5 separate regions of the Homo sapiens genome follow, and regions 2, 3, 4 and 5 are each linked to region 1. The links are chromatin loops, found by intact Hi-C in ENCODE. Cell type or tissue: PC-9. All regions are shown on one strand. Region 1 overlaps VPS35L (VPS35 endosomal protein sorting factor like). Region 2 overlaps IQCK (IQ motif containing K). Region 3 holds the start of KNOP1 (lysine rich nucleolar protein 1). Region 4 overlaps VPS35L (VPS35 endosomal protein sorting factor like). Region 5 overlaps VPS35L (VPS35 endosomal protein sorting factor like).

Region 1 (5,000 bases):
CTTTTTAATACTATTTAATGTGCACATTTGTCAGAAAGAAAGAGACAGAACTCAACAGGCTTTTAGGATTTTTAGCTCTTGAAGGCTTTTTAGGTCTTGAAGTGCTTTTAGGACCCATCTTGTTTCATCAGAGATGGGCAGACCCAGTACGGAAGAGTCTTGCCCAGGGCCCTGCCACCAGCTACTGAGAGCCTTGCTCTTTCTTAGTGCTGCATCTACATTGTCCAGTACAGCAGCCACTGGCCACGTGTTGCTCTTGAGCACTTGAGATGTGGCCAGTCCAAATTGAGATGTGACGTAACTATTAAAAAAGACACCGGATTTCAAAGAGTCAGTACAAGTAAAAGACGGTAAAGTAGCTCACTAATAGTGTTTATGTTGATTACATGTTGAAACGGTATTCTGGATGAATCGGGTAAAGTACATGATTAAAATTAATTTCCCCAGTTTTTGACCTTTTTAATGTGGCTCATGTGGTTTTTCTTTGGGACCCTCCACGCCACTGCGTCACACCTGTGACGATGTTTTTTCAGCAGCTCCTCCTATGTTCTGGCCATCTCAGGGTTGGAGGCAGTGATCTGGGAGAGGCAGGCAGAGGCCAGCCCAAGTGGAAAGGAAAGGCCTTCTCCGCTGGCTTGAGGATTTGGGAAATCTGAATTGTTTATTTATTTATTTATTTTTGAGATGGAGTTTCACTCTTGTTGCCCAGGCTGGAGGGCAATGACGCAATCTCAGCTCACTGCAACCTCCGCCTCCTGGGTTCAAGCGATTCTCCTGCCTCAGCCTCCCAAGTAGCTGGGATTACAGGTGTGCACCACCACACCCAGCTAATTTTTGTATTTTTAGTAGAGATGGGGTTTCACCATGTTGGCCAGGCTGGTCTTCAACTCCTGACCTCAGGTGATCCACCCACCTTGGCCTCCCAAAGTGCTGGTATTACAGGCATGAGCCACCACGCCCGGCCGAATCCATTTATTTAATATACACTTGCCAGCATGTAGCATGCTATACCATTGGCAGCAAACTTGAGCCAACAGGTGGAACTGAACCAAAATAGGTTTTTTTTTTTTTTTGGCAACAACAGCATTTAAAAAAAAATGACTTTTGATACAGGCTCTAGTTCTTCCTATTGTTATATACCCAACCTCTTAAAAATTTTCATATTTACCTGCCTGGCCCCCAGAAGCATTTGAATTTGCCTCTACTGCAATAATCTTCCTTTCTCCCAGTCTTCAGTGACTATACAAACAACATTTTAGGGCCAATTAAGGAAAAATTACTAATAACTAACTCCTTGCCTAAACTTAAAAGTTCAAAACAACAGATCAGTCCTCGTTTAGATACATTAATTATAGCACTTTTATCACTAAAATTCTTCCCTCTCCAAATAACTATTTTTGATCTTGAGCAAAGCAAATGATTTGGTTTTTTTTTCTTTAAATGATATCATTGTTTGTTTTCCTTTTAGCTAAAATCTTCATCTGCTTGTGTTAGCTCCAGTTCCAAGAACCTGAAAAGAACAGTAGATTATGTTTTTCAAAGTTGTTGGTGATCTGAGGAATGACTCTTAAGTATAATTATCATGAAAGCTTTAGAAATCTCCTGTGCAGAATTCTGCCCAAAGAGATTATGTGTGAAGAGAAATTTGGTGGCATTTGTACTCATTCTTTCCATTTAAATCAAGTTCTGTTGGGTGAATTTCATACTTGAGCCCTTTGCCTTCAGGAATTTTAACTAAGGTATAGCTCTTCGGAGTTGAGAAAGATACAGTGTCTTTTGGGTTCATGAAAATCACACACTATTAGATGTGGTCATTTTTTCCCAACAGTTCTTAATCCAGCTTATGCATAAAGAGACCATCGACTCTGAGAAGTCAAATCATTTTATTTCCAGCTTGGGAGAGATAATTTGGGTTTATTGTATTATGGTTCCCATCACCATCTTCTCAGCATTCCCATCTTCAGTTTTCCCCTGTGGCTGATGTGGGCCACATCGGGATAAGCAGTGGCCTTAACTGACCTGGCCTTTCCAGCACATGCTAACTAAGATGGTGCCAATCCCTATAACACTGTTACGTAAAGAGACCTCTCGCTGCTAGGGTAGAGACTTGGCAAATAAATGAAAGAACTAGACTCATTGGTCTCCTGCCTTCTCTTAAAATACCCACAGAAGTTCAGGTTTGAAAAAAAGCAGCACCATAAAAGAAAAATAAGTGGGAGCTAGAAAAAAAATCTCTGTTCTTTGTTATATTGAAGTGTCTTCTGAATTAATTTCCAGATTTTGAAGGAGTCCCCATGTAGCAGCCCAAGTGCTGAAGTCTAAACTGTGTCATGTCATTGCCATTCCTGTGCCCAGAACCCTTCAGGGGGTTTCCATTATGTTTAGAAAAACTCTCAAACTCCTCACCAAGGCTTCAGCCCTGTATGAACTGGCTTGTCATGCTGGCTGCTCCCCTTTCTGCTCAGCAAATTGGCTTGCTTTTTGTTCTTTGACCATAGTGAGGTTATACCTACCTCAGGGCCTTGCACTTGCTGTTTTCTTTCCCTGGAATATGTTTCTTCCACATCTAGGCATGGCTGGCTCCCTTTCGTAGTTCAGGGCTCAGCTCAAATGCTGCCTCTGTGGGAGCCTTCTCTGACCACTACATCTAATGAGCCCCTTCCCCTAAATCACACTCAAGTCACTCTTTATTCCAATACCTAGTTTAGTATCTTTAATAGTACTTACTGCTGTTAGATATTATCTTATTTGTTTGCCTGCTTATTCTCTTTCCTGTTTAGCATTTGTCTCACCCCACTGGAATGTAAGTTTCATGAAGATAGGATCTACCTTGTGCACTGTTATCTCCCCAAAGCCTGGAACACCACCTTTAGTTGGCCCTTAAGGCATTTGTGTTGAGCACATGAAGTAAAGGAATATAATATTTAGTTTGCTGTAAGATTTTAAAGTCCCACGTAACATAATCCTTTTCCTAAATTATCTCTTGAGCTGGAAGGAAAGCCTAAAGATTCTGTATTGGTGTATGCAGATTGTCGTATAGCTTGTAGTCAATGCGTGTATGCAAGGCAGCCTGCCTTTAGCCTGATTTCCAACTCTTTCAGGCAACCTGAACCAGTTTGTTTTAGCCATTGCTGAATCTCAGTTCCTTCAGCTAGACAGTGAGAGATTTTGTAGATGACCTCAGAGACCTATTTTTGCTTTTGGATTTTAAGCCACAAGATTCAGTCATATGAAGGGAAATTAACACTGCTCTTCCCTCTCCCCAAAGAGAAGATTGACAAATGAATGTAAGAATAACTGCTATCTTTTCCTGTCTGGATCTCTTGAAAGTAGAAAAAAAAGTTACTTCATGTGTAGAGATCTAGGCTGGAAAGGGGAAAATGGTCATTTCCCATCCTTTTGAAAATGGTAAGCAAATAGTTCTCAAGTGAATGAAGCATGCCAGACATCCAAAAATAGAGTGAGGAGATTGCAATTTCAAAATATCTGCAGTGATTAGTGACTGTTCTCTGCTAGAGAAGTACCTAGAGGTTTATCTTTTTTTGCTGATTCTATGGGAATTTTGATCACCTTCATATACTACCAAATGACAGAATCAGGGATGAAAATGACTCATTGCAAAACAGGATGAAAGCCAACAAGCTAAGAATCATTTGCTATATTCTAAAGTAACTAACTTCTCCCTTTTAATTTATTTATTCATTTTTTAGAGAATAAATAAATAAGGTCTTGCTCTGTCTTACTCTGTCTCGCTCTGCCCAGGCTGGAGTGCAGTGGCTCAATCATAGCTCACTGCAGCCTCAAACTCCTGGGCTCTATTGATCCTGCCACCTCAGCCTTCCAAGTAGCTGGGGCTACAGGCATGAGCCACTGTGCCTGGCCAGCTTCTCCCTTTTTGAATTAATCCTAAAAGTATAAAACATCCAGTGGTGGGATGGAGCTCTAATCTTTGCTGAAATCATTTCCATGTGAGAGGTTAACAAAGGCCTTCATGGTGTTTGTAAGTTTTGTGTTTTTTCTTTCATTTCTCCATATTCTCTTCCATTCCTTAAGATGTATGTCAAGTCCAGAACTGTGAGAAATAAATTTCTGCTGTTTAAAAATATGTATGTCAAAATCAAGCTTGGGTACCAGTTCCAGAAAACTCAAAATAACAGTAATGAAGGTCAGGGCCGATGGGCCAGCTAGCCCCTGGTACCAAGGATCCTCACTTCTGTCTTGTTGCTCTCATGGTCAGTATGGCTGCAGAGGTTCCAGCTGTCATGTCTGCATTCCAGTCAGTGAGCAGAAAGAAGAAGTGAGGGAAGGCAAGCCCCTTTCCTTAAAGATACTTCTCAGAAGTTGCCCTTCTATTTATATATCCTGGGACCAGAACTTGACCCACGTGACCACACCTAGCTGCAAGGATGGCCCTGTGTCCTGCAGGAAAATGCGAGTTCTTTTATTAAAGAGGAAGAGAATAGCTAATGGAGTAAACTGGCAGTTTCACAAGATGACTCTCTTGGAGCCAGTCGTGAGCCGGCAACATAATTCTGGCTGGTTTCTCACCTCAGAGGCCTTGTTTTACCTTCCTCTGGCCCATTGTGATGTGTAGAGCAAAAGCTTAGATCACATTTCATGTTGCAGTCGCAGGTCCGTAAAGCATCTGGAATTCTCAACAATGTTGTCATAGTGACTGGTAGGTAACCAAGAACCTCTGGATTATATTAGAGGCAGTGGCTAAGAATGTCGGCCGCAGGGCCAGAGTGCCTGGGTTGAATTCTAACTCTTACATTTGCTTGCTGTGTGCCTTGGGTGAGTCACTACATTCCTCTGTGCCTTGGTCTCTGCATCTGTAAAATAAGATAATAAAACTACGTACCTCAGAGGGTTGCTATATGGGATCAGGTGAGCTGTCTGTAAAGCACTGCGAACGACACTTGGCACTTAGAAAGCCTGTGTCTGTGTAAACTATTGTTATCATCAGTTACTTCCTAATAGTGATATTTGGAAGGAAAGAA
Region 2 (5,000 bases), 150 kb after region 1:
CATTGCCATTGACCTTTCTGATCTTCCGATTATAGTTATAGCTGCCTTCCTGAGTGCCCCTGGGCTGGCCACACTCTACAAGAGTTGGAAGGGGAAAAGGTTGTAAGGCAGGAAATCAACTGTGCAATTGTTAAAATAGAACTTCAACAGTGTTTTTAGACTGAAGTCTAGTTAAAAGGCCACAGTACCATTCCTGCTCTACCGTGACCTGCATTGCATTCCACTGGAACAAATTAAGTCTGAGATGTGTAAATAGCATTATGAAGATTAAACCTTACAGTTAGGTTGATATTCTTAAGGAATTCCATGACATTCAGCCCTGCCTTTGGATTAGCTTAATTGGAACACGAGCGATCAGAATTTAATTAGAATTTAATTGAACTGCTATATTAAACAGAGCTGGCTCAGTGGCTACATTGCAAACTTCACTTGGAAATTCTTTCTGATGCATCTCTGAAAATATTTTGAACACTCAGAGTAAAGTTAATCATTTTTACTGTAAGCATTTTTTGATAAAAGGCTTATATTGTTAGCAGTAAAAAGTAGTGGAAACTCAAATGAGTTTGTTTCAGCTGGGGAGTATTAAGTATGCAGAGCTAAGATTTCCTTATTTGCTGGAGTTAACTCTTTGAGGGCAGGTCCTGAACATGGCAGAAAACCCCATTCAAACTGTCCTAAGTAGAAAGGGATTGTTTTCTTTCTTTCTTTATATATTACTTATTTATTTTTTGAGATAGGGTCTCACTCTGCTGCCCAGGCTGGAGTCAGATCATAGCTCACTGCAGCCTCAATCTACCCCAGCTCTAACGATCCTCCCACCTCAGCCTCCTGAGTAGCTGGGACTATAGGCATACATGCCACCATGCCTGGCTAGTTTTTGTATTTTTTGTAGAGATGGGGCTTTGCCATGTTGGCCAGGCTGGTCTCGAATTTCTCAGCTCAAATGATCCACTTGCCTCAGCCTCCCAAAGTGTTGCGATTACAGGTATGAGCCATCGTGCCCGGACCTTTTAAAAAATGTAGACAAGAGGCCCACAGGGAGATCTTCCAGCACAGCTTGATCTGGTGACCCAGATGATGTCTCCATGACTGTTCTCTCTCTTCTTCTCTTGACTGCTTCGTCTGGGTTGGCTCCACCCTCAAATGAGCCCTCATTTTGTGGCACCAGCCTATGTCCTATAAGGCTCAAGTGTAGCAGAGAGAGAGAGAGAGAGAGAGTCTCTCCCAGAGTTTCTCTCTAATTGAGCCAACTCGGGTCAATTGTCTGAGTAATTTGGGCTGGGCATAGTGTCTCATGCCTGTAATCCCAGACATTTCGAGATGCCAAGGCAGAAGAATTGCTTGAACCCAGGAGACCAGCCTGGGCAACATAGCAAAACCCCTATCTCTACAAAAAAAAAAAAAAATTTTTGAAAATTACCTGAGCATTACAGGTGGCATGTGCCTGTAGTCCTAGCTACTCAGGAAGCTGAGGCAGGAAGATCCCTTGAGCCTAGGAATTCAAGGCTGCAGTGAACTATGATCATGCCATTACACTCCAGCCTAGGTGACAGAGCAAGACCTTGTCTCTAAAAATAAAATAAATAAATAAATAAACATACCTGCTTTGGAATAGGTCCTTGGAACTAGGGGAATTGTGATTTAGTGGCCTGTTAGGCATCCAAAGCCCATAGTTTTTGCTGGGGAAAGATGGATTCCTGAAAGGAACTCAGGGTGCTGTTACCAAAATAAGATGGAAGGGATACTGAGCACGTATCTTGGTTAGGGTGCATTATGTTGCAACTAGCAGGAAACTGACTTAAATAATACAGAGGATTTATTGGCTCAGGAAACTAGAAGGCCCCAAGGTAGAGAGGGAAGGCTTCAGGGTTGGTTTGATTCAGGAACTCTGTGATATAACTGAGGAGGACTTGGTTCTCTCCTGCCTCTCTGCTTGGCCTCTAGCAGAGTCAGCTTTATCCCGGGCTGGCTTCCTTTGGATTGGCAAAACAGCTGCGACCACTGCCTCGGCTTTGTATCCACCTACTACATCAAACAGAAGGGGGACAACAAACTCTTTCAGGAAAGCAAAGGAAATTAACTTCCCAGAAGCTCCAGCACACCTCCCCTGACATCTCATCACTCTGAAGTGGGTCACATGCCCATTCCTGATTCAGTGCATCCCTTTGGCCAGGATAAATGTGGACCAGATTGGCTCAGGTCTAGGTGGGGTGAGGTGGGATTATCTCACCTGCCTTATCAGGGTTCACACCTGGAGCTGAGACGGAGTTAACCATCTGCACCTACTGTCACTTACTACCCAGGTCAGGAGCTGCAGGGTGGCAGTTTGGGGGCATTTAATAACCACACTGGGGCCGTGCCTTACTCATTTTCTTTATCTCTTGTGTTTAACACAGGGCGTGCACACAGTAAGTAAATGTTTGTTGAACAGAGTCAGACTGGAACAATGCACTTTGCTTAATTTGGAAAGAAATCAGTTTTGTGCATGAGTAAAACGATGGCTGAAAATAAATTTTATGTCAGCTTTAAATATGGATTAAATGTGGACTCTGGGTAGAGGCCATAAGACCGCCTCTTCTCCTATCTTACTCCATGTAACGTAAAATTTTCCCTTTCGGCTTTTGGTTGCTTATCAAATTCCATTACAGTGAAGACTATTGTAGACCATAGTTGGTATCAGGAAACTGTTTCTAACTCCTGACAAGTTCTTTGATGATCTCACGACACAAAAATTTGCTACTACGAATAATTCTGTAAAATTACAGAATTTTTTTCTCTTTCTTTTTTTTTTCTTTTTACATTCCTTGCCCATCTCATAGTCATTCATTGTAGTTATTTTCCTTCTTATAATTAAAAACCTGAATATCCTTTTAAAAGTACAAGGGCTTTGGTCAGTGAGGGAAGAAACTCTATTTCCTGGTCTTGACCAATAAGGAAAATTAGTAATACCATCAGCTTTTGTTCGAAAAAATTTCTAAGGAGTGGAAACAATAGATTCTGGCAGGAAAGGTGTGGTAGAATTATTTTAGCATGATCCCTTTTCAGCCAAAACACTTTCTGAAATGACCCTGTGGCCTGGGCTGGAGGTCTTGGTCAATGTTATTAGTGCATTTTTTGAACTTCTTTAGAGAAGTATTATTTTTCTCTAATGAAATGCCTTCTCAATGGAAAAAAAAATGTGAATACCTGTTTGCAGTTTGCTATAAATATTTTGGCATCTGGTTATAGGCCAAGTGTATGCTTATTTCTGGGATCATAGTTACGGATGGTTTCATCGTGTATGGGAATTATCGGGTATCTGGAAATGTATTGTGGAAAATACGTGGGAAAGGAGGCTGTGATGTTCTATGTGTATGCCACATCCACAGTCCTTAACTGCTGTTCTTTGTCCCTATTTTATCCATGTCTCCATCACCCTGAATACAAGTGATTGAACCAGGAATATGGATCAGGCCCTTGGGCAGCCACTCTTAGATGGCAAATGACTGTGAAATGGTCCACCCAACAGAGATGGTCTCTCTTGGGAGTATCCAACTAGTCCTATCAGATTCTCCCATCTGGGGAGGTGGGATGTCACACTGCAGAGAGAACAGGCAGACTGTAGCGTAGGGAGAGGGGGACACCTAGAGACAACCTTAAAGGCAGAGAAAGGAGGACAGAGAATCAATTAGGAGAGAACAGCAGAGAAAGCAACAGCAAGCAATGAAAGGAGCCATGGCCAAGGAGCTGAGCTCCACATAACTAGAACCGGAACCAGAACCGTTGTTGGATGACTGTAGCCTCACCTGTGCCCTGAACAGCCATAAGCAATGGTCCAGGTCTTCCTGAGACCTGGCTCTGCCACCAGCCAGAGAGATTCTCATTTTCCCCACCATTTCTTTTACCTTTACTGTGTCACTCCCTGTGGTAGAAGAGATTATACTTCAGAAATATTTTTGGCCTCTCCCTAATGGAGGTTTGACCATGTGACTGACTGCTTTGGTCAGCAAAATGGATGGGCATGACATATATCATTTCCAAACACATGCTGAAAGAGTCAAAACAGGCCAAGCCCAGTGGCTCACACCTGTAATGCCAGCACTTTGGGAGGCCGAGGCTGGAGGATCACTAGAGCTCAGGAGTTCAAGACCAGCCCAAGCAACATAGCAAGACCTTGTCTTTACTAAAATTCAAAAAAATTAGCTGGGCCTGGTGTTGCATACCTGTAGTCCCAGCTACCTGGGGGGCTGAGGCAGGAGGATCACTTGAATCTGGGAAGTTGAGGCTGCAGTGAGCCTTGATTGTGCCACTGCACTCCAGCCTGGGTGATAGTGTCTCAATCAATCAATCAATCGGCAAAGCATAGTTCACCATATTCTTTTGATTGGCCATAAGAGCTGGTGATATTTGAGATACAGGCTGCTCTGTCAGCCTGAGTCCTAGAGTAAAGACAGCATGGAGCAGAGAGCCACAGCTGATTGAAATGTTCATGTAACATGAGTGAAAAATAAACCATTGACAAGATAAGCCACTGAGACTTGAAGTTTAGTTATTATCACAGCAAAATCGAGCCGAATATGACTAAACAAACAAACAAGCCCAGTAACTGAGGTACTATGATCTGAATGTCTATATCTTCCCCCCAGATTCATATGTTAATCTCATCTCCAGTGTGATGATATTAGATGGTAGAGCCTTTGGGAGGTGATTAGGCCATCAGGGTGGAGGCTTTATGAGTGAGATTCGTGTCCTTATAAAAGAGGCTCCATGGCCGGGCGCAGTGGCTCACGCCTGTAATCCCAGCACTTTGGGAGGCCGAGGCCAGCGGATCATGAGGTCAGGAGATGGTCACGAGGTCAGGACCATCCTGGCTAACACAGTGAAACCCCATCTCTACTAAAACTACAAAAAATTAGCCGGGCGTGGTGGCATATGCCTGTAGTCCCAGCTACTTGGGAGGCTGAGGCAGGAGAATGGCGTGAACCCGGGAGGCAGAGCTTGCAGTGAGCTGAGATCGCGCC
Region 3 (5,000 bases), 110 kb after region 1:
TTTGGACTTCATCTTTTTCTTTGCGGAGGCCTTAGGGTCATCACTTATGGGGATGTATTCCGGAGCCTCAACTTTGACTGGCTTCTTTTTACTTCCTTTCCTAGGGCTGCTCTCCATGGACCTGGAGGGCTTGGAGTGGCCTGGGAGGGCATCTCCCTCCTGGTGGATTTTTTTTTTCTTCTTCACCTTCCCATTGTGTTCTCTGGGGCTCTTCCGCTTCCGTTTCTGCCCCAAGGCTGCCTGTTCCTCATCCTTCTTCCCCACTGAGCAAGTGTCCCCAACATCCCTGGCCTCCCTGGCCTCACAGAACCAAGGGTCCTGGACCGAGAAGGCTGTGGGGTCCTGGGCCCCCTTTTTTTCCTTCTTGTGTTTTTTGAGCTTCTTGCCAACTCTGGTTTCCTCCTCACCCTGTCTAGGGTCTGGGGAGGTTTTCACCCCAGAGGCATGGGACATGGCTAGAGGTGACTTCTTATTTTTCTTTTCCCCACTGAGGAACTCCAAGTGGCCAAACACCTGCTTCCTGAGGCTGGGTGACTTCTCTGTCCGTCTAGCAGGCAGCGTGGTCTCAGGTTCTACATGCTCCTCGCAAAGGGTGCTGACACCCTTCTTTTTCTTCTTCTTTTTCTTCACTAGAGGCATCTCAGGTGCCTGCCCATGGGCCACACTCTTAGAGGGGGATGTAGCTCTTAAAGGAGAAACATCAGCAAAGTAATCATCATTGTTTAAAACTGAGTATCGAGTCTCTGGTTCTTTGACCACTTTCTTCTTCTTTTTCTTCTCTGGGAGCCCAAGGTCTACTTTGTGTGTCTTGGTGATCATTCCTGAAAAAACAAATGGTACAAGTTATCCCATACCAAGCCATCCTGTGTTCAATTCTACTAAGCATTGCCAAGAGCCATGTTTCTTTGAGTGGGTGGTCAAAGCGTTGTGGGACAGGGAAAATGGACATGATTCCTTTAAAGCAAAAAAAGAAATACTACAGAAACAGCGTAAATTTTAAATCCACACAGCCCTAGGTTCAAACCTAAATGCCTCTCTCACCTTAAGTAAATCAGCTAACCTCCCTGAGCCTCAATTTCTCCATCTGGAAAATGGGGGAATATAACACCTCCCTCCTCAAAAGGGTGTTGGAGGGAGTAAATGAGATAACCCATGGAAAGGGCTTGGTACACTGTTAATTCCCTTTTTCTTTTTCTCTTTTTTTTTTTTTTTTTTTGAGACAGAGTCTTGCTCTGTCACCCAAGCTGGAATGCAGTGGCGTGATCTCGGCCCACTGCAACCTCCGTCTCCTGGGTTCAAGTGATTCTCCTGCCTCAGCCTCCCCTGAGTAGCTGGGATAACAGGCACCCGTGATCATGCCCAGCTAATTTTTTTTTTCTTTTTTAGGAGGGACGGGGTTTCTCCATGTTGGCCAGGCTAGTCTCAAACTCCTGACCTCAAGTGATCCGCCCGCCTCAGCCTCCCAAAGTGCTGGGATTACACGCATGAGCCACCTTGCCTGGCCTAGTTCCACTGTTTTTAAAATTTGAAGTTGATTGCCAACACTGAATGAGTCACAATGATGCACAGTACTGAGGGCACCCAGCTTGTCTTGGACAGATATCGTGGAAGCACCTGTGAGAATGGGCTGGGGTCCTCAATACCCATCAGTGTCCAGCTGGACCACTGCTCTCACTCCAGTCCCCAGCCAAGTTCCTGCACTAGACATTCCCAGAATCTAGAAGCAAAATATCCCAAAATATTTCATAGCAAGTTAGGATCATGGGAGGGAAAGGAAAAACTTCTCCATCCTGCAGCCCTCCTCAGCTTCGGAACTCAGAGGGTCCACACTGGAGCTGGCTCTCTCTTAGCAGCTTCAAAGAGCCAGGCCTGAGCTACAGGTCAAGTTCATTCATAACCCACTCCAGGCGCACCTGGAGAGTCAAGGGAATAACTATACTCATTCATTGCTGTCTGCCCTGTTTCCTGGTTTATTTCCAGTGTCCTGCTCAGTGCCTGGCACATAGCAGGTGCTCAATACATACTCACTGAATGAATGCACACATGCTAGGGATACAGAGATGAACAAGATAAAACACCACCCATCAAGAAGCAAGTAGGTGTGGGAGGGAATAAGGTGTAATACAATGATACAGGTGATAAAAGCAAGGACAGTGCTAAGGTCAGGGTGGTGGAGGTTGTGGAACCTGTCCTACCAGTTGTCAGGAAAATTTCTGAAGAACAACTGCAGGATGGTGGTATTAATCCCTGAGACAAAGGTACTGAAGGCAAGTGGCTGAAGAACAGGCTTGATTGGACAGATGACTTGGAGATGTTCACTGGACAGGTGAATATATATGGATGAGGAGTTTGGGTGGCCGTGCTGACACGGGCGACATAAAGTTAGGAATGTATGGGTGGTGATAAGCCTTGAACAGAACAAGCCTGAGACAAGACTTCAAGAAATACAGTAGCTCGCCACCTAATCCCAGGTTTCCGTTACCCCTGGTCAACCCTGGTCCCAAAATAGGTGAGCACAGTACAGGAAGTTATCTTGAGAGGGAGACCACATGCATGCAACTTTTATTACAGTATACTGTTGTAATTGTTCTATTTTATTACTAGCTAGATTGTTGGTAATCGTTTACTGCACCTAATTTTTTGTGAGACAAGGTCTGGCTCTGTTGCCCAGGCTGGAGTGCAGTGGCATCATCTCGGCTCACTGCAACCTCCACCTCCCGGGTTCAAGCAATTTTCACGCCTCAGCCTCCCGAGTAGCCGGGATTACAGGCACATACCACCACGCCCGGCTAATTTTTGTATTTTTAGTAGGGACGGGGTTTTACTATGTTGGCCAGGCTGGTCTCCAACTACTGGCCTCAGGTGATCCGCCCGCCTCATCCTCCCAAAGTGCTGGGATTACAGGCATGAGCCACCACGCCCGGCCCTACTGTGCCTAATTTATAAACTTTCTCATAGATAGTATACACAAGAAAAAACAGTTATATTTAGGGTTCGGTACTGTCTGTGGTTTCAGGCATCCACTGGGGGTTTAGGAACGTACTGCCCGCGGATAATGGGGGAGGGGGACTATTGTATTGGCATTTAAATAAGTGGGCAGAGATAAAGGAGCTTGCAAAGAAGAAGGTGCAAACCTTGAAATAGTGTAGTCAGGAGAGCCAAGACGACTTCAGAATAGGGGAGCAGTCAAGAGAGCCAAGACGACTTCAGAATAGGGGAGCAGTCAAGAGAGCCAAGACGACTTCAGAATAGGGGAGTGGCCAAGAGATCTGGTAAGAACAAAGAATCCACCGGGAGGTTGCGGGTCAACTCTTAATCCCCTTCTCTCCCCATCTCTTGCCATTTAGAAAAGTATAGCATCCTCCTCTTTAGCCCTGCGACCAAATGCATTCACTCTTTCAAGGAGAAAGGAAAAGAACGTTACAGTGCATCTCCTGCAAACGCAAACGCTTTCTCCAAAACCGCTTTTAAATTCCAGGGACAGCCTTGTGAAGATCTTTGTGAATACCCGACCTCGCAAGCTCCAGAGACTACAATAATTCACTTGCCCTAGGTTCCAAAGCCAGCAAGTGGAAAACGGAGACTGGAATTCCGCCCACAGGACTCCAAAGCCTGTGCAGCAACACCCCACTCCCCCGGCAGGATCACCAGCAGGACGCGCGGGAGCCAGGAAGTAAGATCCGTACCTCCAAGGCTCCCATGGGCCCAAGCCTCCGCATCAACAGACTGGGAGGGATTACGTGGGGTCCCAGGGCCGGCTCTGAGGCGGGAAAACTTTCTGGAGGCGGCGGCCTCAGGCCGGAGCGGGCGCACACCGACTGGAGGGGTCGGATTCAGGGATGTGGGTGGACCGCATTTCCCCATCTTCCCCGCCGCGCACTTCCTCTGGTGCAATCTCCACACCCCGCGCCGGCCCGCCTGCAACGCGCCCTGGCACTCACCGGTGGGCGAAATTTCCCCGCCTCCACGTGAGAGCCAGCTCCGCCGTGACCCGGAAGTCCACTTCGAGTCGCCGGCCCACCCTCTCGGGTTCCGGCTTCTTCCGGGTCGCGGCCTTCCGGCGAACGCGGTTACCGTGGAAACCGCGGCCATGGCGGCACCGCGGCAAATCCCCAGCCACATAGTGCGCCTCAAGCCCAGCTGCTCTACAGACTCGTCGTTCACCCGGACGCCGGTGCCCACCGTGTCTCTCGCGTCCCGCGAGCTGCCTGTCTCGTCGTGGCAGGTCACCGAGCCGTCAAGCAAGAATCTGTGGGAGCAGATCTGCAAGGGTAGGAAACCTGGGCTGGCCGAGAGGGGCGGGACCCGGGCGGCCGGACGGGGGCCGCGTTTGGGGAGCGCCCACTGTGCGCCTGTCGGCTGACGGGCGGGGCCGCCGGGCAGCGGCTCCGCGGGCCCGGGCTCCGCATTTTACGCATGGGGAAACTGAGGCTCGGAGAGGCTGGCCCGAGGTTACGCAGCGCGGACTCCAATCGCGATCCGTAGTGAGGTTAAAGGCAAGGGAACGGCGAGGGAAAGCTGAATAAAGAGAACCATGCGGTGTGGACCATTGGTTCTTAAACCTCGGTTAGTGAACCGAAAGGAATTGCTGGGGCGGGGGCCGGGGTGGGGATCTTGTTATAAACGGAGGTTCCCAGGCCCCGCCCACAGAGCTTCAAATTGGGATGCAGGGAATCTGCACTTTTTAAAAGAGCACCCCAGGTAATCCTAACGTAGGTAGTCGGTGGCCCACACGTTCAGTAACCATGGTGTGGACAAACGGGTTTTAGTCCCTTCTTGCTTCAAACCTTCCTTAACCTCCCCAGGCGGAGTTGAGCACATCTTCCTTTGTGGCTCTACTCAGTATTTGTTACTTAGGTTGGGCAAATTATTTAACTTATGACCCTGTCTGCAAAGTGGGCATAATAATGGCACCTATTTCGATGGTGTTAAGAAGATGGAACCAGATAGTCACAAAAAGTGCTTAGCAAACTGCCTGATTTTAGGAGGGCAAAAGGATT
Region 4 (5,000 bases), 92 kb after region 1:
CTGGGCTCTAGTGATCCTCCCATGTCAGCCTCCCAAGTAGCTGGGACTACAGGCATGTACCACCACACCCAGCTAAGTTCTTATTTCTTACACAGCCGAGGTCTCTCTGGGTTGCCCAGGCTAGTCCTAAAATACTGAGCTTGGCCGGGCACGGTTGGCTCATGCCTGTACTCCCAGCACTTTGGGAGGCTGAGACAGGCAGATCACTTGAGGTCAGAAGTTTGAGACCAGCCTGGCCAACATGGTGAAACCCCACCTCTACTAAAAATACAAAAATTAGCCGGGCGTGGTGGCACATGCCTGTAATCCCAGCTACTTGGGAGGCTGAGGCAGGAGAACTGCTTGAACCCAGGAGGGGGAGGTTGCAGTGAGCTGAGATCACGCCACTGCACTCCAGCCTGGGTGACAGAACGAGACTCTGTTTCAGAAAAAAAAAAAAAAAAGACAGAGCTCAAGTGATCCGCCCACCTTGGCCTTGGGCTCCCAAAGTGCTGCGGATTCTGGGCGTAAGCCGCCATGCCCAGCCTTCCCCTGATTTCTTGAAACCATTGGTTCTGGCTCCGCCCTCTAGTCCAGGGACCTCTTAGAACAATGATGTGTGTTTGACAAGCCACACCCACAGAACACTTGACATGTGGTTCAAAATTACGTGTCTTCATACCGAGGCAATAGGCTGGGTTTAATCAGAGGTGGTCACTGACAGCATAAATGATCATAGCCCAGAAGTCCCAAGCTTGCAAGAAAAATAAAGCCCAGAACCATATAATTTGGAGCTATTTATATTTAACATTTATGTCTCTTTCTCTGGTGGAGAGAGGGGTTGATGGTGATAGTGATTCTGAAAGAATAGCAAAGATGGAATGTTTCTGAAGAACATTTCACGTGGCATCAATACCAGCGATGTTCACTGAAAATGTCTGTCCATATGTGCACATTTATTAGAAAAACATCGGTCAGGCATGGTGGCTCATGCCTGTAATCCCAACACTTTGGGAGGCTGGGGAAGGAGGATTGCTTTATTCCAGGAGTTTGAGACCAGCCTGGGGAACATAGTAAAACCCCATCTCTAAAAAAATTTTAAAAGTTAGCCAGGCATGGTGGTGTGCACCCTGAGTAGCTGGGACTACTCAGGAGGCTGAGGTGGGAGGATCGCTTGAGCCCAGGAGTTTGAGGCTGCAGTGAGCTGTGATTGCACCACTACACTCCAACCCTGGCAGCAGAGCAAGACCCTGTCTCTAAAATAAATAAATAAATAAAAACATGGTCATATGGGTGGACCAAGCTGAAACTGAACATGTTATCCTTCTTTTATTTTATTTTTTTTTTGAGACAGTCTTGCTCTGTTGCCCAGACTGGAGTGTAGTGGCACAATTTCAGCTGACTGCAACCTCCACCTCCCAGATTCAAGTGATTCTCCTGCCTCAGGCTTCCGAGTAGCTGGGACTACAGGCGCGTGCCACCACACCTAGCTAATTTTTTGTATTTCTAGTAGAGACGGGGTTTCACTGTTAGCCAGGATGGTCTCGATCTCCTGACCTCATGATGCGCCCGCCTCAGCTTCCCAAAGTACTGGGATTACAGGCATAAGCCACCGTGCCCGGCTATCCTTTGTTTTAATGGTGCAATTTGAAGTTCAGCTCAACAGCCATACTGGAGTCCTCTGAAGTCTGGTACCCCAAGAGCATGAGGCTTGGTATCCAGGCCCATCACAGACCAGGAAGGGCCTGGTGGATTTCTCCCCACTGAGTGGGGTGGGCGGCTTCTTGCTGTTGGAAAACCCTGATGCCTGTGCCGTTCTGAGAATCATATCGCAGCTCTGGTAGCAACCGTGCTTCCAAAGTCATCCTCTAAGGCCACGTGAAGGTGCCAGCCTCATTTTAATCACAAGCTGTATTTTATGAAGTTGTTTGTTTGGGTGTGGTGGAGCTGGGAACCATGCCAAACCCCGAGAGCTTCCTGGAAATGACAGTTCTCATAGGAAAAGCAGCTCTTTTCTATTTAAAACCTCTGTGGCGAGGGGAGGGGATCAGGCCCTGATTTGGTTCCCAAGCTACGTGTTTGTATTTTTCTCGGTGTTTGAATATATCAGCTGGCATGTGTCTCATCCCTCAGACACGTCTCCAATGATTTCACTTTTAATGGGCTTTGGCATTTAAAACACATGCGAATTGAGCTTTTTGCTAATTGAGAAGATATGGAATGGAGAAATAGCCAATTAGGTATTGTGCTGCTTGTCTGACTTTTAAAACAGTTTCTCCCACTTCAGTGAAAGGTAGTCAAAGGGCCTCTCTCCAAGGAGACTTTTAGTTAGCTCTGAAAGAGTTTTATTTTAGCTTGGTCTTGTAGATTCAGGCAGAAAGTGGGGCTCCCGTTCTCCCAGGTGTCAGACGAGGACCAGGTTAAAAGGAGAGCAGGATGGGCTCAGGTTCCCACTTGGGGCATAACTGCATTGTCTGTTAGAACAAATGAAGGCAGAGCAGGTGGTCGCCAGCCAGTTTGCGAGTCCGTGCCCAGCAGGTGCCAGCCCGCGTGCCCTGTGCCAAAGCGCTTTTCTCTTGTAGCCCGCGGGCCTGGGCGCCCACAGCACAACCTGCTCCCTGATGATTGGGCTCTTTGCCGTCGGCTCTGCTGCTTCTGTGACTGTCGCTGCTCTAGGCTGTTGCCAAGGCAGGCTCAATTTTGCCCGGAGTGGGGAGGGGAGGTGCCGAAGAGTCTTAATTACCACTCAGCCACCTTGCCCAACTGCATTTGAAGCTGTTCCTTGACTTTTTCTTTAAGACAGGGTCTTGCTCTGATGCCCAGGCTTGAGTGCGGTGAGATCATAGCTCACTGCAGCCTCAAACTCTTGCCCTCAAGTGATCCTCCAGCCTCAGCCTCCTGAGTAGCTGGGACAATAGGTGTGTGCTACCATGCTCAGCTAATTTTTTTTTTCTTTTCACTAAAAGACTTTAAATTCTCACTTGGGAAAGGACAGTAAGAAGGGGTAAATCAGTTGGCATAGCAGCTCGCAGGCGCCATGTGAATTATCTGTGGAACGTTGGATGGATAGACGGTTGATAAGTTGGTTTTAGCCACCGAGAGTAGTTGAGAAAAGCAGGAAGAAATGTGTTTTGGTGTAAGCCCAATCAAGCCATTCTTAATCCCTGCATACAACTGCATAGCCAAAGTTGGCTCATGGCACTGGCAAGTCAGCCCTTTCTGAGTGCGATTCCTGATAAGATGCGACCCTGAGTGTGTGGCCTGGAGAGGGCTGTGAGTACGAGCACAGGCTCTGGAGTCAGAGAGCTGGAGCTCGGACTCCCCTCTGCATTGTGAGGACCCATCTGTGGTCCTTGGGCAAGTTCCTAACCTTTCAGAGCCTCAGGTGCCTCATCTGCAGAATGGGAGCATATTCATTTCCTGTTGCCACCATAACCCGTTGCCACAAACTTGGCATCTTAAAGCAGTACCCATTTTTGATCTCACTGTTTGGTAGGTGAGAAGTCAGTGCTAGCTGGGGCCGGCGTCTCTGTTCTGGGTTTCACAAGGCCAGAATCAAGGTCTTGCTGGCTGGGCTCTTATCAGGAGGCACTGGAAAGAATCTACTTCCTTGTTCCTTCAGGGTATTTGCAGATTGCATTTCCGTGTGATCATGGACTGAGATCCTGTGTCTGTTGGCCAGGTGTCCTTCTCAGCTTCTAGAAGCTGTCTGTGTTTCTCAGCTCATGGCCACCACTGGTGGCCCAGGTTCTCCTCATGCCTTGAATCTCTGGCTTCCCTTCTTCCTCCTCTTTCCTGTTTTTCTCTTCCACTGCTTGTCTCTGATTCTGGTCGGAGAAATGCTTCTGCTTTTAAGGGCTCCAGTGATTCGAGGGCCCACTCAGGTCATCTAAGATATGCTCCCTACCTTAATTCCATCTGCAGTCTCTCCACAGCAGCACCGGGATTCATGTTTGAATAACGGGAAGGAATGCTGGGGGACACCTCTAGAATTCTATCATGGGCGGTTAGGAGTGTACCTGCCACGGAGCTGTCATGAAGGTTAAATCACGCGAGTTGTATAAAGCACAGAGCAGAATCCCTGGCACACTCTTAAGGGCTCTTACACGCATTCACTGTCAGGGAGCAGACATGAGACTCTTGGCAGCACTGATGTTGTGCAGATGTGGGATCTGCCGTGGCCCCATGGGCTTCCTGAACAGCAGGTACCCACCTGTTGATGTGGCTTTTCCAGGGGCCTTCGTTTACCTTGGGGAAGTTGTATCCTCTCTCCTGGGCCTGGTGTTGCATTCTGGAGATTTATTTTCCCTTTTGTCTTTATCACTCAAAGCTGGAGTTCAGGTTCGGTCTGCCGTGACACTGTGGTTAGACTTTTTTTGGCAAGATACCTCTCACATCAGATGATTGAGCAAGAAAGGAAAGATCTGATGTCAGCGTGTAAAGGCTGGATATGGGCACCAAGGATTGGGGAGCTCAGTTCGGGAGATGTGTTTTGGTCTTTATTACCGGCAGCCCAGGGGCAGGAATACTGACTGCAGCTTTGGGTAGTTTGAGGACACATCTGAAAGAGGTGAGCTGAAGCCTTTCAGTTTTCAGCTGTACTTGCATTAAAGCAAGGCTTGTCCCTGCTGGGGTACCCTTCATTCCTCGACCTCACTGACTGGTGAGTTTCTTCCATTTCATGAGTAATGACCATCTGTGGGCACAGAGCTTCGTCATCTTACTGAATCCCCGCCCTTTGCAGGGGTGACCTTACTGTCACTTACAGATGAAGCAGCTGGGACTTTGGGAGGTTCAGCAGCTTGCCCTACAGCAAATACATGGCAGAGCTGGCACTGGAACTCAGGCATGACCTACCCCAGAGTCAGCACTGTCCACAGCATCTCTGCGGGGCACGGCCTGAGCCCCAGTGCAAGGCAGTAACCTCCCTTTTCTGTTTCAGGCCCTGAAGCGCCAGAGCTCGTTGGGCCTTTCCTTCTTTAACAGCATCTTGGCCCATGGGGACCTACGCAACAACAAGC
Region 5 (5,000 bases), 76 kb after region 1:
ACCTCAAGCAGTCCACCTGCCTCGGCCTCCCAAGGTGCTGAGATTACAGGCTTGAGCCACCACACCCAGCCCATCAGTACAATTAAAAAAAAAAAAGTTACAACCACTGAAGCATGGATGTCACATGGGAAACTTTGTCCATGTACAGAAGGTTGGAAATAGTCTCCCAGCTCTTCGGTTGTGAGCAAAAGCTCACGGAAATGGCTCACTACAAACCTTTACGTCTCCACTGGCCCTTGTACCACCTTTTTGACAGTGTGTTGCATGGTCTGTCACAAGACTTATGCATTTGTGTTGAAATGAAGTTGCTGGAACATTCAGATTGTTGTCTATTCCCAAGGCAGATCCTTAAATAAAATATATTTTTGGACAGCCACATAGCAGAACCGAATAGCCTAGTTAAAAACAGCTGTTAGCAAAAGAAGGCTGGGGGGGCGGGGGTGGGGAGGCGGGGGGGCGGGGAGGTTCCCAGCTGAAACCAGCTCTGAGTGGAAAGCAGATCATGGCATGGGCAATTTTGATGTGTGTAGTTTGTGGATGTCAGACTTTTGAGCATCTTGTATTCTCATTCTTGCCAGTATCATAAGAGCAATTCTTTTTTTCTTTTTGTAAGATGGTCTCACTCTGTCACCCAGGCTGGAGTGCAGTGGTGCCATCATAGCTTTCTGTAGCTGAGACCACAGGTGCACACCACCACACGTGGCTAATTTTTTTTTTTTTTTGTAGAAACAATATTTGTTATGTTGCCCAGGTTAAGAACAATTATTTATTTATTTATTTATTTATTTATTTATTTATTTATTTATTTATTTTTTTGGAGACAGAGTCTCGCACTGTCACCCGGGCTGCAGTGCAGTAGTGTGATCTCTGCTCGCTCATCCTCCACCTCCTGGGTTCAAGCAATTCTCCTGCCTCAGCCTCCTGAGTAGCTGGGATTACAGGCGCACACCACCACACCCGGCTAATTTTTGCATTTTTAGTAGAAACGGGGTTTCGCCATGTTGGCCAGGCTGGTCTCAAACTCCTGACCTCAAGGGATCCGCCCATCTCGGCCTTCTGAAGTGCTGGGATTACAGGCGTGAGCCACCGCTATCTAGCCCAGGCTAAGAGCAATTCTTACAGATATTAACAGCTTGTACAAAACATCCCACGCCCCTCCACAATTGTCCTCACCCACTTGAAAGTATGACTGCAATATGTACACACATTCACGTTGGATATAATGGCAATGCTGCTCATACTCCACACTTGTATTCTAAGTAGCTGACTGCATGTATGCCTCCCCCTGTTCACAAGTTCTATAAAGTCAGAGACGCTTGGTTTATCTGCAGAGAGGCAGTGCGAATCTGGTACCAGTAGTTAGAAATGTCCACTCTGGAGCCAAACTCCTGGGGCTTGAACCTTGGGTCCCCCATGTACCAACTGTGTGACCTTGGGCCACTTACCCTCTCAGTGGCTCATTTCCCATCTGCGAAATGGGGCTTCGTCGTAGTATCACCCTGGAACATAGAAAAGCTATGGTAGCTGCTATTAATATTAGCTGTTGTTGTTTTCATAGCCACTTCAGTACCTGACACATAGAAGGTACCCAAAAACTACAATCCATTCAACATTATTCACCCAATGCATGTCAGTGCCCAGCACTGTCCCAGGAGCCAGAGACAGGGCGGGATTGAATGTCATCAGGGACACCATCCACATTGAGTTCCTGGAGGCGCCATTAACAGAATACAGTGTGCAGCCAGCAGACCTGGCGGTGTATTGGCAAATGCAATAGATGAAGTGCCTGTCCTCCTGGAGGTTATAGGCTAGCATGAAACAGAGAGAACCAGGAAAACCACGAGATATTGTTGGGCAGGTCATTGAAGGAATACCTAAGATCATTTCAGATAGTGAGAAGTGCTCTGTAAAAAACAACACAGAGGCTGGGCGCGGTGGCTCATGCCTTTAATCCCAGCAGTTCAGGAGGCCAAGGCAGGTGGATCGCTTGAGCCCAGGACCTTGAGACCAGCCTGGGCAACATGGCAAGACCTCATCTCTACAAAAAATAGAAATTCGCCAAGCGTGGTGGTATGTACCTGTAGTCCCAGCACCTCAGGAGGCTGAGGTGGAAGATCGCTTGAGCTCAGAGTCAAGGCTCCAGCGAGCTGTGATTGTGCCACTGTACTGTAGCCAGAGTGACAGAGTGAGACCCTGTCTCAGAACCCGCCCCCCCCCTAAAAAAACAGGATGATTTGTGATGAAGAGAGAGTAAGAGGACTGCAGATGGAATGTCAGGGAAGGCCTCATTAAAGAGCTAATGTGTAAGATGAGAACTGCAGGCTACCAAGGAGCCGTCTGGCCAAGCCCTGGGGCACAGACTCTAGTCAGAGAGAACGTGCCTGGCTGGAGGCCAGCACCTGGACGTGTGTGCCAGCCCCTGGTGCCACTCTGTGCCCTTTGTCCTACTGTGTGTGGGGGAGACTGGCCTCTGGGGACTGCCTCACCTATCCTTCCTCTAGCTCCCAATTTGTTCAGCCAGTAGGAGGCAGCAGCATATGCAGGGCAGGAGGAAAGCGAGGCTGGGGTATTTCTCCCCCATTCCTCCTGGGCCATGTTTTGGCGATGGCTTTGTTCCTGCAAGCAAGACTACATCTTGGGCTAGATGGCCTCTTGCCGCTGCAGGTTCCAATCATGCTGTTCCCCCTGCCGCTGCGGGTTCCAATCGTGCTGTTCTCCCCACCTTAATGTGGCTGGGGTAAGGGAAGGGGACCCGCATGGGGTGGGCTAGCAAGGCCATGGAAGGGGCTGGCCGTGCAGAGCTTCTGCACAGAGTGAGAAGTCTGGAGAGCTTTCAGCAGGGCATCCCCAGACTCACATACACCTTTTTGGAATGGAATTGAAGCTGCTTACTTTTTTACACCCCAAAACTTTTTATAGATTCAGTTTAGCATCTGAGAAACACTGTTTGCTATAAACTCTGTGACTGTCTCTCAGGTTTTGCCTCTCCCAAGAGAGCGTCCTCCATTTGGCTGTTACCGTTGTTGAGCATCCCAAAGAGTGAGGCTCTATTTAAAGTCACTGCCTCGAGTGGTGGCAGGGATCATCCGGGGGCTCACCCAGCGTAGGTGGCTTCTACCGTTCCATCTGCTACGATACCCGCGATCCTGCTTTTGTGGTTGGAACAGGGCTTCCTTTTTTTTTAACTCCCACCACCCACAGAAAAATAAGAGTGTAATTTTGGAAACAGGCCATTAAGCTGACAGGTAACTTTGCCTTCTCCTTTTTGGGATCCAAAAAGGGATTCTCAAAGCTCGTTTGCCCAGACAGGAGCGTGTTGATTCGTGGGAATCACGTTTTGTCATTTTCCTCTGTATTGTTTAACCAGGCTTGTGAGTGGGTCTTGCCTTTGTTCAGTAACTGACAACGTTAATTTCTCTACAGCTGCTGCGGGAGGATCTGGGCTTCTGTGTTGATTTTCTTTTTCCCTCCCTGCTTCATCTTTGGGATTATTTATCCTTTTTTCGGTTCTCTGCTAGGATCATCCTGAACATGGGGTCCTGTTTCTTGTTCGAGAGCTTCTCAACGTGATCCAGGACTACACCTGGGAGGACAACAGCGATGAGAAAATCCGCATCTACACCTGCGTCCTGCATCTCCTCTCCGCCATGAGCCAGGAGACGTACCTTTACCACATAGACAAAGGTAGCAGAGCCTCCCCCACCAAACCATGCTCCGCATGGATTTCATGAAAGGCAGACAGAATGCTTTCATTTTCTCTTTTATTTTTTCCTCCCTTGTATTTTAGCTTCCATGAACTTCTAGTCCAGGGTCTCACTGTATTTACCTGATCTAAGATTTACCTGGAGCAACTCTTAAGAGTACAGATTCTTGGGCCGGGTGCAGTGGCCCACGCCTGTAATCCCAGCACTTTGGGAGGCCAAGGCAGGCGGATCACCTGAGGTCAAGAGTTCCAGACCAGCCTGGCCAACAGAGCCAAACCCTGTCTCTACTAAAAAAACAAAAATTAGCCAGGCCTGATGGTGCACCCCTGTAATCCCAACTACTCGGGAGACTGAGGCAGGAGAATCGCTTGAACCTGGGAGGCAGAGGTTACAGTAAGCCAAGATGGCACCACTGTACTCCAGCCTGGGCAACAAGAGTGAAAACACCATCCCAAAAAGGAAAAAAAAGAGTACAGATTCTTCAGCCCCATCCTGCCCTTGATTGATTGATTGATTGATTGATTGATTGATTGAGACAAGGTCTCACTCTGTCCCCCAGGCTGGAGTGCAGTGATGTGATCTCGGCCCACTGCAGCCTTTACAGCCCAGGCTGAAGCAGTCCTCCCACCTCAGCTTCCCAAGTAGCTGGGAATACAGGCATGTGCCACTGCTCCTGGATAATTTTTTAAATTTTTTTTTGAAGACGGGGTTTCACCATGTTACGCTGGTCTCAAACGCCTGGGCTCAAGTAATCTACCCGTCTCAGCCTCCCAAAGTGTTGGGATTATAACCATGAGCCACCACACCTGGCCTTCCCTTCTTAATTTGCATCTTTAACAAGCACCTGAGATCATGTTGAACATCAGACCAGTCTGGAGAAACACTGTTTAAAAAAATAATTATAATAATTTCAACTTCTATTTTAGATTTAGGAGGTATACGTGCAGGTTTGTGACAGGGGTATATTGTGCAATGCTGAGGTTTGGGGTGCAAATGAGATAGTACCCAATAGGTAGTTTTTCAGCCCTTGTCCCCTCCCCTTCCTCCCCACTCTAGTGGTCTCCAATGTCTGTTGTTTCCATCTTTATGCCCATGGGTACCCAATGCTTGGGGCCCACTTACAAGTGAGAACATGGCGGTAGTTAGTTTTCTGTTTCTGCACTAGTTCACTTAGGATAATGGCCTCCAGTTGCACCCATGTTGCCACAAAGGCCATGATTTCATTCTTTTTTAGGGCTGCATAGTATTCCATTGTGTGTATGTACCACATTTTCTTTATCCAATCCACTGTTGATG

Evidence for each region. Peaks named below come from ENCODE experiments on the same cell type or tissue, not always from the same donor. Only the 100,000 strongest peaks of a DNase experiment are listed, where the experiment ranks them.
Region 2: it touches region 1 in a loop (10-fold over the local background); 4 of 110 quality-filtered maps call a loop at or near these places.
Region 3: it touches region 1 in a loop (10-fold over the local background); 11 of 110 quality-filtered maps call a loop at or near these places.
Region 4: a loop joins it to region 1, with 8 times the contacts of the local background. A loop is called at or near these places in 9 of 110 quality-filtered maps.
Region 5: a loop joins it to region 1, with 4 times the contacts of the local background. A loop is called at or near these places in 7 of 110 quality-filtered maps.

The regions. Positions count from the first base shown.
Region 1 is chr16:19,603,068-19,608,067 of GRCh38, forward strand. All of the region lies in intron 9 of VPS35L (VPS35 endosomal protein sorting factor like), which reads left to right. Among named protein-coding and RNA genes, the nearest start is that of VPS35L, 50 kb to the left of the region's middle. In PC-9, no CTCF peak of the experiment used is centred here; DNase peaks (open chromatin) are centred at 2,464, 2,824 and 4,764; H3K4me3 peaks cover 445 bases; H3K27ac peaks cover 2,944 bases.
Region 2 is chr16:19,751,857-19,756,856 of GRCh38, forward strand. All of the region lies in intron 4 of IQCK (IQ motif containing K), which reads left to right. Among named protein-coding and RNA genes, the nearest start is that of IQCK-AS1, 12 kb to the right of the region's middle. In PC-9, no CTCF peak of the experiment used is centred here; DNase peaks (open chromatin) are centred at 2,375, 2,745 and 2,955; H3K27ac peaks cover 4,663 bases.
Region 3 is chr16:19,714,217-19,719,216 of GRCh38, forward strand. KNOP1 (lysine rich nucleolar protein 1) reads right to left here and starts at 4,011. Exons shown (of 5, transcript NM_001012991.3): 1 at 3,942-4,011; 2 at 1-821. The coding sequence starts at 819. It overlaps IQCK (IQ motif containing K), which reads left to right and starts at 4,055. Exons shown (of 9, transcript NM_153208.3): 1 at 4,055-4,271. The coding sequence starts at 4,091. RefSeq lists an enhancer at 3,935-4,264. In PC-9, no CTCF peak of the experiment used is centred here; DNase peaks (open chromatin) are centred at 2,195 and 4,045; H3K4me3 peaks cover 3,153 bases; H3K27ac peaks cover 1,818 bases.
Region 4 is chr16:19,694,581-19,699,580 of GRCh38, forward strand. VPS35L (VPS35 endosomal protein sorting factor like) reads left to right here. Exons shown (of 31, transcript NM_020314.7): 30 at 4,922-5,000. Among named protein-coding and RNA genes, the nearest start is that of KNOP1, 21 kb to the right of the region's middle. RefSeq lists enhancers at 4,201-4,856, 4,857-5,000. In PC-9, no CTCF peak of the experiment used is centred here; a DNase peak (open chromatin) is centred at 1,951.
Region 5 is chr16:19,678,707-19,683,706 of GRCh38, forward strand. It overlaps VPS35L (VPS35 endosomal protein sorting factor like), which reads left to right. Exons shown (of 31, transcript NM_020314.7): 28 at 3,519-3,684. Among named protein-coding and RNA genes, the nearest start is that of KNOP1, 37 kb to the right of the region's middle. In PC-9, no CTCF peak of the experiment used is centred here; a DNase peak (open chromatin) is centred at 2,395.